Linked DNA regions of Homo sapiens: all the other regions are linked to region 1. Evidence: chromatin contacts called from ENCODE Hi-C or POLR2A ChIA-PET data. All regions are on one chromosome and are shown on one strand. Each heading gives the region's core, a stretch centred on a gene start or an enhancer-like site at or near the end of the contact. The rest is flanking DNA. Distances are from core to core; before and after follow the strand shown.

What was found. A loop is a pair of places that touch in the nucleus more often than their neighbours do. ChIA-PET counts read pairs that join two places held with the same protein, here RNA polymerase II (POLR2A). Pooled maps may share reads with other maps.
Region 2: a loop to region 1 is called in a pooled map, with 2.8 times the contacts of the local background. The contact joins two enhancer-like sites. A Hi-C loop is called at or near these places in 1 of 37 single-sample maps with no recorded cell type and 9 of 50 pooled maps. POLR2A ChIA-PET finds 5 or more read pairs at or near these places in 2 of 52 experiments (GM12878 and activated T-cell).
Region 3: a loop to region 1 is called in a pooled map, with 8 times the contacts of the local background. The contact joins two enhancer-like sites. A Hi-C loop is called at or near these places in 6 of 37 single-sample maps with no recorded cell type and 5 of 50 pooled maps. POLR2A ChIA-PET finds 5 or more read pairs at or near these places in 3 of 52 experiments (OCI-LY7, PC-3 and activated T-cell).
Region 4: a loop to region 1 is called in a map of endothelial cell of umbilical vein, with 5 times the contacts of the local background. The contact joins two enhancer-like sites. A Hi-C loop is called at or near these places in 1 of 168 maps with a recorded cell type or tissue (endothelial cell of umbilical vein) and 6 of 50 pooled maps. POLR2A ChIA-PET finds 5 or more read pairs at or near these places in 1 of 52 experiments (HCT116).
Region 5: a map with no recorded cell type shows a loop between it and region 1 (6-fold over the local background). The contact joins two enhancer-like sites. A Hi-C loop is called at or near these places in 3 of 37 single-sample maps with no recorded cell type and 4 of 50 pooled maps.

The regions. Positions count from the first base shown.
Region 1 is chr3:115,657,510-115,660,318 of GRCh38, reverse strand. The region is part of intron 1 of GAP43 (growth associated protein 43); the gene reads right to left. Among named protein-coding and RNA genes, the nearest start is that of GAP43, 35 kb to the right of the region's middle. RefSeq lists silencers at 1,383-1,452, 1,633-1,862 and enhancers at 784-1,655, 1,656-2,528. Within about 2 kb of position 1,423, at least 35 of the 41 ENCODE cell types and tissues checked have a DNase peak (open chromatin) inside an H3K27ac peak, as active enhancers do.
Region 2 is chr3:115,164,520-115,167,328 of GRCh38, reverse strand. No RefSeq gene overlaps it. Among named protein-coding and RNA genes, the nearest start is that of ZBTB20, 19 kb to the right of the region's middle. Within about 2 kb of position 1,433, at least 3 of the 41 ENCODE cell types and tissues checked have a DNase peak (open chromatin) inside an H3K27ac peak, as active enhancers do.
Region 3 is chr3:115,185,696-115,188,504 of GRCh38, reverse strand. No RefSeq gene overlaps it. Among named protein-coding and RNA genes, the nearest start is that of ZBTB20, 40 kb to the right of the region's middle. RefSeq lists an enhancer at 1,354-1,543. Within about 2 kb of position 1,389, at least 2 of the 41 ENCODE cell types and tissues checked have a DNase peak (open chromatin) inside an H3K27ac peak, as active enhancers do.
Region 4 is chr3:115,216,648-115,219,456 of GRCh38, reverse strand. No RefSeq gene overlaps it. Among named protein-coding and RNA genes, the nearest start is that of ZBTB20, 71 kb to the right of the region's middle. RefSeq lists an enhancer at 75-1,974. Within about 2 kb of position 1,421, at least 3 of the 41 ENCODE cell types and tissues checked have a DNase peak (open chromatin) inside an H3K27ac peak, as active enhancers do.
Region 5 is chr3:116,037,282-116,040,090 of GRCh38, reverse strand. All of the region lies in intron 2 of LSAMP (limbic system associated membrane protein), which reads left to right. The region is part of intron 2 of LOC124906269 (a long non-coding RNA gene); the gene reads right to left. Among named protein-coding and RNA genes, the nearest start is that of SNORD155, 130 kb to the right of the region's middle. Within about 2 kb of position 1,375, at least 2 of the 41 ENCODE cell types and tissues checked have a DNase peak (open chromatin) inside an H3K27ac peak, as active enhancers do.

The sequences.
Region 1 (2,809 bases), core at 174-2,673:
TTTATAGGTATATAATTATAGGTACATAATTACTGGGAATTTTGGAATATGTATACAACATGAGGATCTCCAAACTGAGAGAGCACCAAACTTCTCCGCTGGCCAGCCTCCCATGTGGCAATACCCTTGACTCTGTACAGTTAAGGATGACTTGACCTGCATGCCTCTATGAACTGTTAAATAAACCACCTCAACAGGAAAGCAGACACCATCCTTTAGGCATCTAATTCCTACCCTCTCAGAATGCAGTAACAAACCCTTCATGATTCAGCAAAAAGCTAAACATTCCCCCAAAGCCTCTGCGATGAAAAAAGTGAAAGATTCTAAAGAAATGTCTCCCTTCACAAGTTTTAAAGCCAAGTTTTTAGCTGTGTTGAAAATCTGAATGGAACTCACTGTCCTAGTTGCGGGGGAGGGGGCTGCTAAAAATAAATAAATAAGATACGCGAATCACTGTTATCCTCTACCACAGTTGGCTTCAACCTATTTAAAAAGAAAAAGAGGTCAGAAAACAGAGAGGGAAGGTTCTAACCCTCATGAGCTTCCTACACTCATCACTGGCAGATGCAGTATTGTCTCTCTACAGCTCGTCTACCCTCGTGGGTCTCTTCAGTCATCAGCTTTTAGGGATGGGGACCCATTCTGACCCTAAGAAGCTTGCTGCCTGACACCTTGCCCCTCTTCCCTTTTCTCTCTCTCTAATATTTTATTTTAATTTTTCGCTCTCCTTTCATGTGGACCTGAAGCCACTTACAGCCTGTGACAAAGCCCATCACATCGTAGTGTTTAATGTTCATTCACATTATTGAATGAATGAACAAATGCATGCTGGTGCCATGTGTTTCCAAGCGAAGAGGAAATCTCACACCAAGTCTAAATTTGGCCACGTCTACAATCATCTCACTTCTTTCCACCTGCTTCGTTTACCCTCCCCCCCGAAAAAGAAACTTGTGTGCAATTGTCTATAGAACCTGCATTTCATAGTGAGAAATGGAAAGTTCAAATGAAAAAGCCTAGAAAACTTTTTAAAAATAGTAATAATCATGAAAGGCCATTGTTTTCCAAATGGGGTCTCTGGCCTTCACTCCTCAGCTGTTTGTTCCTTCCTGTGCTGTCTTCTAAAGACAGAGCATTGCTGTTTAGTTTCCAAAGGTCCGCTTTTGCTGACAAAGAAACCTTCCTGCCGGCCGCTCTTCCACTCCCCTGGCCCTGTTAGAGAAAGAGGCGCAAACAGCCCGAAGAATGCTAAAGTGCTTTTTGCCGCCTCCAAGCAAGGAAAAAGTGGGCGGTACAAGAAGGTTACTTCCAATTGACCCAGCTTTCTCTCCTCTTCCCCACCCGCTGCTTAACCTTGGCTGACCCAGGGCTGCTCAGTCCCCGGAAGCAGGCTGCGGTTGCTGCTGCGGGTGGGAGCTGAAGGCGAGCGGGCCAAGAAGGGCGAAGGAGAGAGCCCGGCGCATCGCCCCTGGGTGCCCTCCTCCCGCGGAGAGACCTGGGGCCCTGGGCTGACGCTTTTGTTCTCCAAGCCCCTGAAAGAAGCAATTATCTCCCAAACAAGAGATTGTGGAGATTCGTTAAAAATGAAAGCGAACTCCCGGGTGTTCGGGGAGCAAGAGGCCTCCCCGGAGGTCTGCGGAGTTGGAGGAGGAGCCCCGCGGACCCCAAGCGCCGTGTCGCTGCCTCTGGGGGGCTCTCCGTGCAGCGGGCGGAGGCCGCGCCACGCCCTGCGGTCCCCAGGGTCTCAGCGGCTGAGGCCACGCCCGCAGCACGGCCGCGAGCCCGCGCGGGTGGGGGCGCAGAGAGCCGGTGACTGACGGCAGCCGGGGAGAAACAAAGAGATGAGATCACACTGCAGAGCCGCCGAGGGAACGCCTAAAGAAGGCAGAAAATGAGACGCGAAAAGGGCCTCATGGAGTCAGAACGCAGAAGGTGGGGTAGGAAGGCCAAGGCAGAGAAACGAAGCCCTGACTTGGAGAAGGGAAACCAGGCAGTTTGTAAGCCCAAGAGTAAGAAGCAAAGTGGGGAGAAGGAAGACAAGCCAGAACCAGCCCTACTTAGGAAAAAAAAACCAAAAAAGTTTGCTTCAACCCTCTCCTCTCCTCTGCTGCCCGTCACGTTGTTCTCTAAACTCTGATGATTTGTGTCAGTTCTTTACATCGTATTTTGTTTTGTTTGAGTCTGGGGTCTAAGGATGGGCTTCAGAGTATCCCTGAAGTAGTGTGCAGTATGTTTGGTTTATATGATTATTTCAGTGTTGAATGCTCATAGCTTTTTTATATGTCTAAGGTATGTAATACCCCGAAGAAGGTTAACTGTTTCTAGGCCGCACCATTGTGGAAAAGAAAAAACAAATAGAAAACAGCTAACATGGAAATGTTACCAGGGATGAGGAATTTAGTAATACCTTGTCTCTTTGGTTAATCAGATTAATACCAGTCATCTAATCAAAATAAACATTTTTGGCTGGGTACGGCGGCTCACGTCTGTAATCCCAGAACTTTGGGAGGCAGAGGTGGGGAGGATTGCTTGAGCTCAGGAGTTCGAGGCTAGCCTGGACAACATAAGGCAATTGTGTCTACAAAATATATTATTTCATATATTATTAATATATGTTACATTGGTTTTGCCTGGGGCTCCTTGAGGCAAGTCACCAAAGGAGCAAGGCCAAATCTCATCACATAAGATTATTAACTAGAAAAGACTAATTTGTTCTAGGGCCATACTTGTACCTGATAGCTTCTCACCCAACTGTAAGTTGATTAAGGGCAGTGACCTTATCTGGTTTGTCATTTTAACAGCAGCTCCTAGC
Region 2 (2,809 bases), core at 184-2,683, 490 kb after region 1:
GTGTTGACTGAGACTCAAGCCCAAATCTCCGTCACTTTTTGATACCCCACTATTAGGTATGGCACCAATCACTACAACCTCCAGCCCCCACGAAAAATATATTCAGAATTGATGGGAAAAAATTGAGGTTAAAAACATGTCTACACAGTATGAATGTTTTCAAATAGTTGTCCTATTGATGGAAATAATTTTGCATCATGTGTTTTAGTTGGTAGTAAAAGGAAGCCCAAATAGTTGATCCATAAGCTCTCTATGGTCACGTCCTCACCAGATTGACCAAATTTATAGGCAGAATAGCAGCAGACCCAAGTTTCTGTATTTATATTTCTTACTTGAACTTCATGATGAAAAACATAAAACTGTTCTGAGTTATTTTAACATTAAACACATTCATCCTTGGAATTGGAAAATGCTAATGCTTTCCTACGCCCATATGCCGAATAAAATTGAAAGTAAACAGAGCTAGCATATTTTGGGAATTGCTACTATAGTCATCAAAGCAATTAAAAACTCATTTCAAGGTGGTTATTATAGTAGTATTTGTTGTTATTTATATGTCTCAAGTAGGGGCACTTCTGTAGTTGTACATTATACCACATATATTATCAGTATAAAAACCAAGAAAACTTATCCATTTCATAAATATCAGGATTAGTTCTTAAGGCCTAAAATTTTCAGCTCCAACATCTTAAGGATGAAGTCCTTCCTATACTATCACAAGTTTAATATTTTGAAATAAAATTGCATTTATGGTCATAAAAGTATAATAGAGTAAGAATAATAATGTTTGATTATTTGACTCATACCTACATGAATTTCCATTTATTTGATTAGACTGCCATAACCTTCTCATAAATTAAAAGTCTTTTAAAGAATCAATAATATAATTTGTCCCAGACTATAACATTGCTTACTCTGTCTGGTATATTTGTTTACCAATGTACAAGGAGGAAAAAAATAAACTCTGTTGTAAGAACCTTATTTCCATTACGCTAAATATTATCTTAAAATTCTTAATAGAATAAGACTTTGCTATAAAGTTCCTCAGTAGGTCAATATTTTTCCCATACTTATATAATTGTTTTTATATGAGAATTTAACTCTTCAACCACAGGGTAAACACATGGAGGACAGAGAAAAAATGTTGTACAGTGTTCTTTATACCACTAGGTATTATACACTTTTGTAGGTCTGAGCTATACTTTATGTCTGGGAAAATCTCATTCTATATCTCAAGGAGCTTTATGTGTACTCCTCTCTTTTCCTTGCAAACATGTGATCCATAGAGTGCCGAGAGAAAGTGCTATTTACATAAAATTAAGCCAAAATTGAACAGCTTGTGATAGGCAAATCACAAAAGTGGCTGTCATCCTTACAAATGCCCTAAGCATCTTCGTGGTGACCGTTCATTTCCTGTGAAAGAATGAAAGTCTCTGTGTAGTCTAAACCTACTCCAGGAAACTATAACAGCTACACTGACATTTCCAACCAACCTCATAAGGCCAAGATTCTTCCCCAAAAGGAGTCCTGATCTTGGATTCTGGGTTTTGACCTAGGTCATACCTTATACTCTGTGTGTATTTCCTGATTCTGTCAAATAGACATGTTGTCCTACATTTTCCACAGCTTTCCATGAGTGCTGCCTGATATCATGGAAACACATTAGAAGGTCTCGGCTACCAGTAAATAGACTTGCCCTTCTAATAGATGCTTGGGCTCCTTTCCTTGTGGTTTTAACCCCTGGTTTTCTATTTCATTGGATTTATCAGCTAAACTCAGAGTCTAGAGCAACAGGGATTGAAATTTTTGTATGTGTACTTACGTAAGAAGATACCATCTTCATCAGAGGTTTTGGTTTGATGAGTCTTGTGGGTTGTTTACAGTCTGTCTTGGGCTTTAAGGAAGTCACCTGTTTGCTGGAGTGAAGTCTGGCAGCTTGAGGGCTTGTTATGGCCACATCCCCATTCTGGTTAAAGCTAACAAATCTACAGACTCATTTTGAGCAAATCTGCCTATGTCAGTTAACTCTTGCTATGTGACAAAGGACCCCTAAATCTCAGTGGTATTTATTGAGCCCATACATCAGTTGGTTCACTAGAGGTTAGCTGATCTAGGGTGGGCCCATAGGGGTGATCCAGCTGAAACACTTATGTATACCCTATACGTCTCTCATTCTTTTCTGGCCCAGAAAGCTGGTACAGGCCTGTTTTTCCTTTGGCAATGGCAGAAATGCACAAAGATAAGAAGAAACACACAAGTCCTCTTCACTGAGACTCTGGCATGTGTCATTCTTTTGGCCAAAATAAGTCACGTGACCAAGCACAAAATTTAATCAAATAATGAGAAAATATATTCTGCCTCTTCAGCAGGAGGAATGCAAAGTCCCATGGCAAATGGCACAGATACAGAATGAGTAAATAACTCCATTAATGCAAATTACCACACTGCCACAGCTTCTCCTTGCTGTGAACCACAGAATCACACTCCTTCATACCATTGACTGAGTCAGGAATCAGCATCTGATCCAACAGCAACCTTCTACTGTGGCTATCAACTTATGAGGTAGCCCAATACAAGAGTTCTGTCCAGTAAGAGAACTTGGTTTCCACCTAGGTGCTTAGAATAACCATACTATGGAAGTGCAAAGCTGTTGGCAAATATGGCTTCTACCAGTGGATGCAGAAGCAAAGGGAATTAATATGTACCTTTCCTGGAGTGGTAAGAAACTGTATTTCTTAACTCTGTCTCTTTGCTAGGAAGCTTCCTGTCTAATTACTGTGAGGCAGGAAGTGGCCAAAAGTCAGCTTAT
Region 3 (2,809 bases), core at 140-2,639, 470 kb after region 1:
TTTAGTTTCTAAATTATGACAAGTTTGTCTACAAATATTTATCCCATTACATTTACCTAATTATTTTAATAGTGTACCTAGATTATTTATGATACCTGCAATAGTCATCATTTTAAGTTATGAAACTATAACTGCAAAATTATAACTGGGACAATGAAAAAGGTCTGACCCAACCTACTCCATTTTGCTTTTAACCTCTAAGCTGCCCTTGTTCATTTCCGGGCATTGGATGAATTAACTTTGGGAGTATCATAGTTTATAGTTTAGTTTTGAAAGAGATGATAACAGTCCCTCACAAAACAAACCCCCTTCCTGCCTGGGGACTTGACTGCCTAAAGCTATAGATTAGAAGTTATGGCTATTTCACTAAATAATTCAATATTTAGCTATTTTCATTGAATCAATATCAACCTCTTATTTATCAAAAATTATGCAAGCAAAGATAATTGTATTTTGGGCTGGGTTTATAGTTTTGTATCCCTTATGCCAAATTTTGACACCTTATAGTATTTGGCAGAGATAAGTATGAAATTGCTTGATCAATAAATGAAAATAAACATGTATGCTGAAAATTCTTAAGCCATTTCTACTGTTCTTTACCAATAATTTTAAAGCTAGATTATTAAAGATTTTACTTAAGTCACATGAACTTAAAAACCATTGGGGTTCATTATTTAATTGATGACTACTCACTAAGCCAATTTGGTACCTTGTGGCCAAAACACAACAAAATACATGTACGTACACATAAACACACACATACATTTTCATACACTAAAGATCCTATAGCTTTTACTTCAGAACTCTAGCCGTGAGATATTAATACAAACTTATTGGTCTGCGAAAACAGTAATGAAAAGGAATGGTTGGAGTCTAACAGTGGATTTTATCTTGGTCAAAAAGTAATAGCAGCTTTAAAGCAGGGAGAAAAAAAAACAGAGAAAAAGAGAACTTAAGAACTCTGTAGTTTGAAGGTCGATCTTAGTGCCCCTTTTCTTTCATGTAAATGTGCACAAAGACCATAATAATTCTATTTTAGACAAACTCTAACAAGTAGAGGTGCCATAAAACCAATGGAGTGCCCCAAAGGGGGTCATTCTCCTTGTTTTATCCTCGTTTTTAGATTATTAATTTCCCACTTTTCTTTTTCTTTTTTTTCTTAAAAGGAGGAACTGAGCTATGGCCTAGGGTTTTTGTGGTGTGTGCTGATTGTGGGTGGGACTCCATAGTGTGTTACCACTGAGTTGTTGCCACCCTCTTTCATGTCTCAGTTTCATTCTCTGGAGGTCTACCACCTCCAGGAGGGCTCAAAGCTCAGTGACCAGCTCCCATATGTGCTTCCTGGATGAGCCCTTTTTTAAACAAGTTTGATGGGGATTCTCCATAGGGCTGCTGCAAATCACAGGTGGTCAACCCTCTCTACACTCCCACGAGGCCCCTGGTCACCCACGGGTGCCTTTCAGCTGGGTGGAGCAAAATGTTCATTCTCTTCGAAGCTAAGAAAACTAAATCTCTCATTTACCTATGAAAACAACAGTTCAGCTTCTCACGCAAATGTGCACATACAAGCCAAACTGACATTAATTCTGGGAGAAAAAGCAATAGAGAAGACCCTTTAGAATGCATCTCCGAATTAAAAGTAGAATCCTTAAACAATAACTTCCTAGGAGAGAAAGAAAGGAAAAAAAAAGCCAAAACCACTTCCTGTAAACCACCTTCAGCCACCCCTAACTTTGGAGTTCTTGCCTACCATTATACACACCAAGGTCAAATCTTCTCACAGTACAAGGTAATCTCTAATAGCCCCAAAGCCAAAGAGGTCAAGTCATGCAATACAGGAGAGCAGAGCTTTAGACCTAAGAAGAATGTGCCCATGACTCTTGGAACTCCACAAAGAAAACAGAACATCCCAAAAGGGGTGAGTGGTGTCTTTGTTCTGAGTTCTCTAAGGAGTTTGAGTCATTAGAAGCCTTCTCTCTAGATTTTTCTTGGTACTGAAGATGACAAAGGGGGAAGGCGGTATGGGGTGGAAGAAAAGTAAACAAAAGAACAATTGTTGTTTTGTTTCCTTTTTTTTTTCAGACAGGAAGCAAACACAGAAACCAAATGCCTAGTTTTGGGTTTTTGTTTTTTGTTTTTTCCTCTTTTACAGCTGTGAGGAATTTTAGCCAATTCAGAGAGGACTTGTTACCCATACTTTGAAATTCTCATTCAGATTTGACCAAGTCATGTAGGGTTGGTCAAATCTGAAAGGAGAAGGACCAGAACAAACAAAAACAACAACAACAAAACCAACAATATGATTACTGAGCACTCTAATGGTAAGGAGAAATTAAGATCAGCTGGTTGTTAATCTTAACTTTAGCCAAGACAAAACCCCAATTCAGCTACTTATGTAGGGTTGGGTCTCAGACTGAAGACTTCTCTCTTCCACTCTGGAAGCAGGAAAAAACTCAAACTCACCTTCCCTGTTGGAAGCAAGCTCAAACTCTAGAAAGGAGTTACCTCCCTTTCATCATCATGGAAGCAGGAAAACTTGCCTCCTTTGCTGGAAGCAAGTAAAACTCCCCCTTCCTCGAACCAAGAAAAAGGAGTTTTACAGCAGAATAAACTTTAGATCTTGATCAAATCTGGGGGGATCAGGGATTCTCTGAAGGCGATGCTTCCAGGCCTCAGCAAATTATTCTATTGGTTTGACCCATAAAGACAGCTCAAACTGGTACTAAGCACCAACAGGAGATATGTCAAAGGTCAGGGGAACCTCTACTCAGAATCCATTTGTGATTGCCAAATGTGAACTCCAAATATC
Region 4 (2,809 bases), core at 172-2,671, 440 kb after region 1:
ATTTTAAAACTGAAAATGTCACATCCTGGAGACCTTCTCAGTCCCTAGCAACCCAGGATAGTTGGTCATCTAATTTTCCTCTCCAGTTCATGAGGAAGTCCTAACTCATCATTTGATTGATACACACATATTTAGATTCATTTTTTGGTTTTAAAAGTAATAAGTTTCTACTTCATCATGCTTAATTTCAGCAGAAATGCAAATAATTCTGTCTTATCTCTCACATGGGCTTTAGACTTTATATATTGCACAATGTTGGTTAATGCAGGCAAATGAATGCTAAAACGTAGAAAGTTGACATTTCTTTACTTTGTGAACTTTTTGGCTATGCCCCACTGTGTGTTTTGAGCCTGTGTGTGGCATGGCAGCTGTGTTGTGGCCTCAGAGGACAGTGACATGATGTCATCAGAGGTCTCCTAGAGAGCTGCTCTCCCAGCATCATGTACCTGACAGAGAAAAACACTGCACAAGGTCTAAAACCAAGGGTCACAGTATCTGTAAATGCTACACAAATTATCACCTGCTATTTGCTATTCATATTAATGTAATTATTTCTGTGATTATTCCAAATTATTTAATTTTACAATTTCTGCTTTGAAAGAAAGCAATGACTTCATCTTTAGCTACTATTCTGAAATCAGTCATAGTGACTACAATCCCTTGTTTTCTTCACAAAAGAAAGAAAACAGATGACCTTTGCTCTGACCTTTGACTTGATATTTACAAAAGCTAATTATAGGGTGGGTCAACTTCCTTTATCATTCAGAGACATTTGGTAAAGCTCTACTCTTCAATTTTTTTTTAAGTCGCTTAGAGGGCAATTTAGGGCTGTATACAGTATGATTAAATCTAGAAAGAAATAGTTAATTTGGAATTTTGGCCATCAACATTGATTTTCTCAAAACCAATCAAGTATAACATGGAAGCTGTATAAGTCAGCAATTAAAATCAGTGTTTCACTAACAAAATGAAATCAGTTATCTGCTGGTCTGGTGGTTAGAGGTCATAGACATAGAGATACACAGTCTGAGACCTTCAGCATTAAACCTCTCTCAGTTTTCACCACCACTGCCTCTACTACTGCGTCAGCAAGAAAAGGACTGCAGCAACTGTGTAGTACTTAAACTGTAAAGGTTACTTGGCTAATAAAGAGATGAATGCCGCCAAGACAGAGCACAGTCATACATCCCTGTAGTGCATGTAACTTATTTACCTTTCATATAATTGTTATGCTTATAAACAGAAGCTTAAAAAGGATAAACAGTCAGAAGAGAAAAAAAGCATTAGGTAGTCAAAACAATGATGCAACCACTCAGCATTGCGCTTTCTCCCCAAGCTTCCCTTGGCAATCTTTTTCTCAGGCTAAGAGTAAAGGTCTGATTCCTTTTGTTCATTTCAGCCACCGCCCTTTAGCAATCTGAGTCTGAGCAAGACTGCCACGCCCAATCAAGGGACAAAGGCAGAAATAAGGGAAACTGGGCACAGAGACAGCTTGACTTCATTTATACCTGTGCAATATGTTGGGCTCTGTGACATGAAGGTGCAAATCAGTTGCTATCTCTATAAACAAACAATTAAAACAAGAGGCTTAAAATTTATATCTATGTTCTGAAACGCTATCTGGTAAAAGTATTCTTTTCCTAGAAAGAAAGAGATGTGGCCAAAGTGGTCTCTGATTTTCAGAAGAAGGGTGAATGCTGCCCCCTTTTGACTGAGCACAATATATACCGTGTATCCATAAACCTGAAACATAAAGCAATGCACAGTGAGAATAAAGATCCTATGTCTGTAATGAGAAATCTGATTAAATATTGGAAGCTAGAAAGTATAAAGGGGCTCAAAGTTTATCTAGTACAAGTCTCGAGGGGCCTTTTCTAGCTTCTTGGAAGATTGGTCATCCTTCATCCAGGCTTCTATATCATTTTAGTTGTGTCTCTTTTGTAGATTCTCAATTCTGTCTGGAGTGATCATATGAGTTTACTGCACTGTTTCTCCCACCAGTGATAGACTCCTTGAAAGACCGAGCTACATCTTTTTATTTTGCCTGTGTAACTCTCACAGTGCCTACAAACACTTGTGCATAGTGGGTTCTCATAAATAAATGTTTATTAAATACAAATACCTAGATGAGGTCATCATAGTCTGTAGTTGTGAGTAGTTCTCTCTTTAAAAAGCTAATGAGTCTATCTGGGATTTAAAGTTGACATTCACACAAATGGTGCCATACTTTAACCCAAGAACTGCAAACTTTTATGCACACATCCCTGGCTTATTTATAAATTATATGCATCTATTACTGAACTGTTATAGAAGTTAAAACATAAAAATTAAACAAGAGGAAAAAAACTTTGTCACACTATGTAAAGACATAACATTGAGTGAAATAAACTAGGCACAAAAGAGAACATACTGTATGATTCCATTGACATAACACTCAAAAACAAGCAAAACTAATGCATAGGCATACCTCAGAAATATTGTGGGTTTAATTCCAGACCACCATAATAAATAAAATATTGCAATAAGATGAATATCACAATAAAGCAATCACATGAATTTTTTTGTTTCCCAGTGCATATAAAAGTCATGTTTACACTGCCGGGCATGGTGGCTCACTCCCGTATTACCAGAATTTTGGGAGGCCAAGGTGAGCAGATTGCTTGAGCCCAGGAATTCAAGACCAGACTGAGCAATATAACAAAACCCTGTCTCTACAAAAAATACAAAAATTAGCCGGGCATGGTGGTGTGCACTTGTGGTCCTGGCTACGCTGGAGGCTAAGGTGGGAGGATGGCATGAGCCTAGGAGG
Region 5 (2,809 bases), core at 126-2,625, 380 kb before region 1:
TTCTACTGTGCACTGTGCTTCAGCGAGCTTTCCATTGCCTTCTGTTTAATTCCACTCCCAGTAAGTAGAAAAGGGGACCAGTTTTTTTCCCCCCCCAAAGAGAGGCAGAGTAAAGAGCTGCTGTTACCTGGAGCGTGGGGACTCAAGATGAGACAGGGCTTTAGCGATGTATGTTGAGGGCAAAAAGGAGGACTTTGAAAGGTGAACCTTAAAGAGACAAGCTGGTCATTGAAAACTAAATTGCCAAACTTGCCTCCAGTGAACAAATGCACCTGCCATTCGTATTGCAGCCAATTTGCTGTTTCTACTTTTATCTCTCTCACGCAGCAGGCTCCAAACTCTCAAAGGTTTTCCTGTGGCCTCTCTTTGTAATGCCCCACCCAGCAGGACTGTTAGATAGAGGCTTCTGTGTAGGCATTTTATTCCCACCTTCTCTCCCACTCATTGCATTAAAATAAATTGAAACAATAATATTCCCAAGAGAAGTAAAGTTCTAAGGAGCAACAGCTCTTCCTCCAAACCCTAATGCTACTGGAAGCTGTCCAGCTTTTCAAGATGGTGCATGGTGCCTCCATAAAATACAGGCACTGGAGCCTAGCCACCAAGGGAGAGACACTCTGTGCTGTTAACACGTTACTTAGGTGTGAAGTAATGCTTTTAAATGTACTCTCACAGAGTGAATAATAGCTTCTGGAGAAAGACTTCCTTTGATGGATGAAATTGTATAAGCAGGGTCTCATCCCCAAAGCATTTTTTGCCATGTGCAGAAATGTTTGATAATGAATGATCATCAAGTGACTAGTTTTAATTACCTAAACAGGAGGGGGAAACACCATCTTTCCATAAAAAGAATTCAGAATGACAAATGTAGATTTGCTTATGTGAAAACATTCAATTCAATCATTTCCAAAAGATTTGTTTCAACATGTATTGTTGAGCTTTCACAATAGCTTACATTTCTCAACCCTGAAAGATGCTTCCAGTTACAGACTTCTAATTCTCTATGCCTGTGGTTCTCTGAAGACACCTCTATACATTTAAATATAGGCTATTGCAAACACTGGCAGGGAAAAAAAGAAAGACCTTGGAACTGCATCAAATATAGGTTGTTTTTATCCTCCCTCTCTCATGAAAACCTGAAGTAAATGCTATGCAAAGTATTCTAATGCTGCCTTAAGGTTGGTATTTTTATTTGCACAAAAGAAACATTATTCAATTGTGGTTTCTCAATCAACTATAACTCTTACCCAATATAAGGGAAGATCTCAGTCTTTTGTCTTATAACATGCAGAAAATGACAAGCATTTGAGCAATATTTCTATTCTGTTGCCCTTCGTGGTCTTTCTGACTTGCACTTCTCTCTCTTACTTTAGGCCAGCCAAATGAACAGCCTTCAATTAAAAGAGGAAGTGCTAAGTGACTGTAGTGTGTATCTCAGAATGAGAGGCGGGTGTATATATATAGCATACATCTCAGAGAAGGGGAGAGAGCTCTCATCTGAGAGCAAAGGAATTAGAAATAAAAAGAAAGTATTCAAGGCATTCCACGGTTCAAGAAATAAATCCTATTTAATGCTTTAGTTTTCTCTACAGAGATGTTACAGATTCAAGTAAATAAAAGTTGCTGGTCACCTGTTACCTCCCAAAAGTGTATGTCCAGAGAGAGGTCTCTGGCCTTCACTGATACATTTATTCATGCTTTCCCTTTCTGTGTTCCAGAGAAATATTTCAAATCACTATTTCTGATGTTCCAATCAGGTGGCACTGGCGTCTTCAGAGATTAGTGACATTTATTATGAATACTTCCTATATTCCAGACATCATGTATTTCACACGCATTATTTTATTTAAAATTTGTAAAGGCCTATAAGTTAATTTTCCCATCCTTCAGGTGAGAAAACTGAAAGATTAAGTAATTTCCCCAAGATTAAATAGCTAGTAAATTGAGGAACTGGGACTGAAACAAGGCTCTGAAACCCAGTGTCTAACCACCAAATTATACACTATGAATACATATTGAAAGAGATAGTCCCCATCCTCTTGGATCTTCAGACATCCTTTGTTCAGGACATTGATCACACTCATATCTTTTATTCTAGATCCCTGGCCTCTTATGTTCATCCATATAAGGAAGCATTAACCATGAGACTATGGAAATTCAGCTCAAGGGTTAGTCCTCCTGGTTCACTTCTAAAATGCTCATCTAAACAGAATAAGCTTATACCACTGAAGTTGAGTACAATCTTGTCATATAGGACATTACTGATATATATATATCAGTATGATTATATATATGATTATATATATGCACATACAAACTATAAAGGTGTGCTAGGCCAAGTATAACCACATAGTCATGGGACATATTCTGCAAGCCCTACATAAAAATCAGTAATGTTACCATACAATTCTGGCTCAATTTTATCTTCCTTTTGTGCTTTCTGAGAAGAAGATTACATAAAAGAAAATATTCTAAGCATATATACCCAATATACTTTCCCTAAATGATTTAGTTAATCCTTGTGTCTGTCCTGGAATCTAGAAAATTGGAATGTTATTTTTATCTCTTTGGAGATAAAGAGACTGAACTATGGAGAGATTTTGTAGCATGAAGGAGCCCTACTGAGAGTCAGAGAAAGTATGGGGCTCAAAATCTAGGTCTCCTGAAGCCTTGCATTTAGTGAATGGGACTGCTCTTAGATAACTGCTTACTTATGTAGGCCAGATCTTATTTTCTATCCAGAGTCACACATTTTCAGTTTGTCCCTCTCACTATTATCCTGAAATCCTCCCTGGTTGGCCTTAAAAAT